Linked DNA regions of Homo sapiens: region 2 is linked to region 1. A link is an interaction called in ENCODE POLR2A ChIA-PET data of the cell type or tissue named here. Cell type or tissue: GM12878. All regions are shown on one strand.

Evidence for each region. Peaks named below come from ENCODE experiments on the same cell type or tissue, not always from the same donor. Only the 100,000 strongest peaks of a DNase experiment are listed, where the experiment ranks them.
Region 2: POLR2A ChIA-PET joins it to region 1 with 5 read pairs; 3 of 35 experiments call an interaction of 5 or more read pairs at or near these places.

What each region holds. Positions count from the first base shown.
Region 1 is chr19:38,685,604-38,688,103 of GRCh38, reverse strand. All of the region lies in intron 1 of ACTN4 (actinin alpha 4), which reads right to left. Among named protein-coding and RNA genes, the nearest start is that of ACTN4, 39 kb to the right of the region's middle. RefSeq lists an enhancer at 2,069-2,128. In GM12878, no CTCF peak of the experiment used is centred here; a DNase peak (open chromatin) is centred at 1,345; H3K4me3 peaks cover 843 bases; H3K27ac peaks cover 1,882 bases.
Region 2 is chr19:39,401,655-39,404,154 of GRCh38, reverse strand. No RefSeq gene overlaps it. Among named protein-coding and RNA genes, the nearest start is that of ZFP36, 3.9 kb to the left of the region's middle. RefSeq lists enhancers at 345-852, 2,113-2,332. In GM12878, no CTCF peak of the experiment used is centred here; DNase peaks (open chromatin) are centred at 122, 1,494, 1,832 and 2,464; H3K4me3 peaks cover 2,201 bases; H3K27ac peaks cover 2,500 bases.

The DNA.
Region 1 (2,500 bases):
TAATTAGTAATGACATTGAACACCTTTTCATGTGCTTATTGACCATTTGTAGTGGTTATGGTTTTGATTTGCCCTAATTAGTAATGACATCGAACACCTTTTCATGTGCTTATTGACCATTTGTAGATCTTCTTTGGAGAAGTGTCTATTTGAATCCTTTGCCCATTTTTAACTGGTGTGTCTTTTTACTGTTGAATTTAAGAGTCCTTTATACATTTTGGACAGTAGACCCTTATCAGATATACAATTTGTAAATATTCTGCGGGTTGTCCTTTTACTTTAATAGTGTCCTTTGAAGCAAAAAGTTTCCAGTTTTGAAACAGTCTGATTTATCTATTTTTCTTCGGTTGTGTTTCTGCTGTCATATCTAATAACCATTGCCTAACCCAAGGTCATGAGATTTACACTTGTGTTTTCTTCTAAGAGTTTTACAGTTTTAGCTCTTACATTTAGGTATCTGATCCGTTTGGAGTTAATTTTTGTATATGGTGTGAGGTAAAGGTTCAACTTCATTCTTTGCAGATGGGTATCTATTAATAGTTGTTCCTGCACTATTTGTTGAAAACACTATTCTTTCCCCCATTGAATGGTCCTGCACCCTTGTTGAAAATCAATTGACAATAGATGTATGGGACCTGGGAGCTTTTTAAAAATACCTGAATTTCACCACAGGCAAAATGAGACAGATTCCCTCAAGGTGGGCCCTGGGCAATGACATTTGACAAAGTCCACCTAGTGAGTCTAACATGAAGTGAGGGCTGAGAGCGAACAATCTAATCCAACCCCCTTGTTCCATAAATGAAAGATCTGAGGTCTCAGTAGAACCAGAGGGGCTGGGTGCAGGGGCTCACGCCTGTAATCCCAGCACTTTGGGGGGGCTGAGGCAGGTGGATCATTTGAGGTCAGGAGTTCAAGACCAGCCGTCTTGAACTATTAGTAGAGACCAGCCGTCTCTACTAATAATACAGAAAAATTAGCCAGACGTGGTGGCACACGCCTGTAATCCCAGATACTCAGGAGGCTGAGGCAAGAGAATCGCTTGAGCCCAGGAGGCGGAGGCTGCAGTGAGCCGAGATTGTGCCACTGTACTCCAGCCTGGGCAACAGAGTGAGACTCTGTCTCAAAAAAAAAAAAAAAAGAGACTCTGCCACCAGATTTGTTAGACTGGAATGGATGCTTGGAGCTAAAAGAAACCCCAGGGTAAAGGGGGATAGGCGGCCCGGGGTAGGAGCTGCTCCCATCTGAGCCTGCCTCTGTTCTCAAACAGACTTCCGGAGCCATCCCACACATGGGAAACCAACCAACCAACCAACCAACCAACCCAAACCACTCAGATTATACGTCAAAGAACTGGGTTCTCCCCAAGGGGAAGAGCCTGCACTCCCCACACAGAGTCCAGGAAGAGATAGGTCTCAACCCAAGGCAGGTGGGGCCCACAGAGCGGGAGGCAGTGCTCAGCCCTCCAGGCAGAGCTTCTCACCAGGAGGAGGAGATGGTGAGGCCTACCTTGAAATAACTACCTTTAACAGAGGAAACTTACACTCCCAAAAGGCAGTTTTAAAATTAGGGCAGCAGCAGAGGCTGGGGCCTCCTCTGGCCCCATCTAGCATTTTGCTATGAAATGATCAGGCACACGGGGCCCTTCACCTGGAGAACAGGGAGGGTGAGCTACAAACACCCCATTTACTTTCAATGCTTACAGCTAAGCTCAGGTTTCAGGGTGGGGGTGGGGGACTACAGATCATCTGGTTTAAACTTTGATCTTTCAAAAAGATAGCCAAGTAAGCCAATTCTGGCCTTGAGACAGTGTGGCCTGGAATCTTAGCGAGTGCCTAAGGGGCCCAGTCTTTAGAATTAACGTTTTAGTCTGGACAAATCCGCCCAGGGATTTGTTCATCCAGACAAGAGGCCTTTGGCATTTGGGGAGAAAAGGTCAGACAGGGCACTGATGGGATTGTTATTTAGGCAAGTGCTACACACCCGTCCTGAGCTAGTGGGACCCCGGGAATTCCCCAGTAGATCTTGCCAGGTGCAGGAACTGCCACAGGAAAGGGGTGTCTGGAAGCAGGGCAAACACTCCTGTTTCTCCCTCTGTTCAATCTCTCCAGCAGATGGCTTGTTTTTTTGCTAGTATTCAAATGATCCGTAAACTGGGCCCTGCTGGTGGAAGGGTGAATATGCGAGGCCCTGGAGTAATCTTTAATCGTGGTAAGGGTTTTGTCTTTGACAACTGAAACTCCTGCTTGGTGATCCTTTTCCTTTTTCCTGTTTTGAGAGGCTCTGATTCAACAGTCCACCCGGCCAAGTCAGGGCCATCCTATTCCAGTGAAAGCAGAGAGGGGTGTCTCAGGGTGGGCATCCCAGCTAGGGTGGAGCTGGCTTGGTCTGGAAATCTGTGATCTTGACCATGTACAGCCCCCACAGACTTGGGCTTGTTTCATGCATACTCGGTCCCTGCGGGCTTCCTACTCTCTGAACCCAGGGTACGAAGATCCCTTTC
Region 2 (2,500 bases), 720 kb before region 1:
AGGTGGGGAGATTCTGCCAGGCTCCACGTCGACCTGCTTCGTCCGAGAGCGGCGGGGGGGAATCCCTGGTGCGGCGCTTGCTGAGGGGCCTTCCCGGGCCGGTCTCGTGAGCTGGGCGGGCCGCGGGCGGCTCTGGCACGGTTGTGGCCTCCTGCTCGCCCGTGACTCACTCGCAAGGGGCGGGGGAGTGGGGGCTTCCTGGAAGCCGTGACGAGGAGGTTCAGCCCGGACACTCGGGTTCCTCTCCTGTAACCAGGGCTCCCGTCTCCTGTAAACAGAGCCTTGAGGACAACGGGGAAAAAGGGGGGAGGAGGGGGACCTGGGACCCGCCTCTAGGCCGATCTCCAAATCCTTACGCAGCTTAAAGGATTGAGGCGGGGAAAGGGGGGTTGGGGGCATCCTTGGGTTCGCGGAGCCCGGCTCAGCTCGGGCTGCGATCAATCCTGGAGGAGGGATTCCAGTTTCTACTCCCTGGAGACCGGGAGCATTTCCCATCCCTGAGTCAGGCTGTCCCCCTCCTCTCTCCCATCTGCTGAGTCATCGGCCCCAAGAGTCAGGACTTTTGGGATAGGGCCACTCTCAAAGGAGGGGGATGCTTTGCTCGCAGAAGGACTGGTCCTCCACCTCCCCAAACCCACAGACCTGGGGGACCCAGGAGCCAAGGCCTCAGTCCCTCCTCCCTCGCAGTAACCCAGGGCCCTGGGTCCCCAGCCCCTCCTCCCTCAGACCCAGGACTCCAGGCCCCCAGCACCCCCCTCCCTCGGATCCAGGGGTCCAGGCCCCCAGCCCCTCCTCCCTCGGAACCAGGGGTCCAGGCCCCCAGCTCCTCCTCCCTCAGATCCAGGGGTCCAGGCCCCTAACTCCTCCTCCTTCAGACCCGGGAGACTCCCAACCCCCCCTCCCTCAGACCCAGGGGTCCAGGCCTCCAGCCCCTCCTCCCTCAGATCCTCAGGTCCCCCGAGACCCCAGCCCCTCCTCCCTCAGACCCAGGGGTCCAGGCCCCCATCTCCTCCTCCCTCAGATCCAGCGGTTCAGGCCCCTAACTCCTCCTCCCTCAGACCCGGGAGACCCCCAGCCTGTCCTCGATCAGATCCAGGAGACCAGGCCCTCAGCCCTCCCCTCAGATCTCGGGCGTCCCAGGCCAGAAGGAAGTTCATGGCAGGACTCCTCCCTGCTCCCTACGTAGCCAGCGGGAAAATCCGCGGCCCCAGCGGCGGCCGGGAATCCCCTCTGGAATGACGGTGGGGAAGGGGATGGCCGGGGTCCCCCCGCGGGGCGCTGGGGCCAGTCCTGGGCGGGCGGGGAAAGAAGGAAAGGGGCGGAAACCAGAGAGGCTAAAAATACAGCCAACACTTCCGGCCTAGGGGGAGGGGAGGGGAGAGCAGAGTTTCCAGAAAAACAAGCGGGGACGGGAAACGCGGGGGTGTGAGAGCTGGCCGAGTGCGCGGGCGAGCTGGGGATCGTGTACCCGCGGCACGTGTGCTCGCGCCGTGTGTGCGCCTGGCGCGATTGCCTGGGCCTGAGCGGGCGTGGCCAAGGGCGGCGCTGGCCGTGTGTACCCTGGCCTGCGACTGCGTGGGCGGCGGGCCTGGGCTAGCCGTCATGTGTACCCGGTTGTGTGAACAGTATGTGTGCTTGCGGGTGCAAAGGTGTGCGCCTTGGCATCTGGGGCTGCGAGAGCCTGTGTGCCTGGGTATGCAGTGGGGGAACGTGAGGGACACGAGTGTGCCCAGTTTCCTGTGAGAAGGCTGTGTGCATACAATCCCGCATGACTTGGCTGTGTGAATCAATGTGTGAAACCGCCTGTGTGATCGACTGTACCGTGTGTACTTTGGCCATCTCTGGGTGTGGGGTGGATGCTCTGTTGTAACTGTACTGCAATTTGTCTCTGAGGCGGCATTCTTAAGAACATGAGATTTTCATCCCCACCTGCATATCTGTGCGTAGCTCTGAGCCACTGTGGGATCTGCAGTGACTAAGTGTGTGTAACTCCGCGCAGGTGCCTGGGTGAGGGAATGACTGCCCTCCCCTGTGACTGAGGCTGTGTGCACACACAACTTTGTGTGTGTGTGTTGCTTTGAGACAGGGTCTCGCTCTGTTGCCCAGGCTGGAGTGCAGCCTCGACCTCCCAGGCTGAATCGATCCTTCCACTTCAGCCTCCCAGGTAGTTGGGACTAAAGGCACGTGCCACCACACCCGGCACACACATTTGAAGCTGTGTCAGCATCTGTGACTCTGCAGCTGTGGCCGTGTGCAAGGCCTTTGTGGCTCAGTGTGTGTAGTCCCTGGGTGTGTGAAGTGTTCACATATGTCCACGTCCTTTGTCGTGGGTGTCTGAGACTGCATGTGCAGACCACAGCAGGCCGGCGTCTGAATGCAGTTCCTGTGGCCCGAGTCACAAGGCAGAGAAACCGATGAACTTTGGTTTCTGACGTCTACAGCCTGCGTGATGGGGAGAGTAGCTGGCGAGCTCCCCCCTCCATGTCACTGTTCTTGTGTC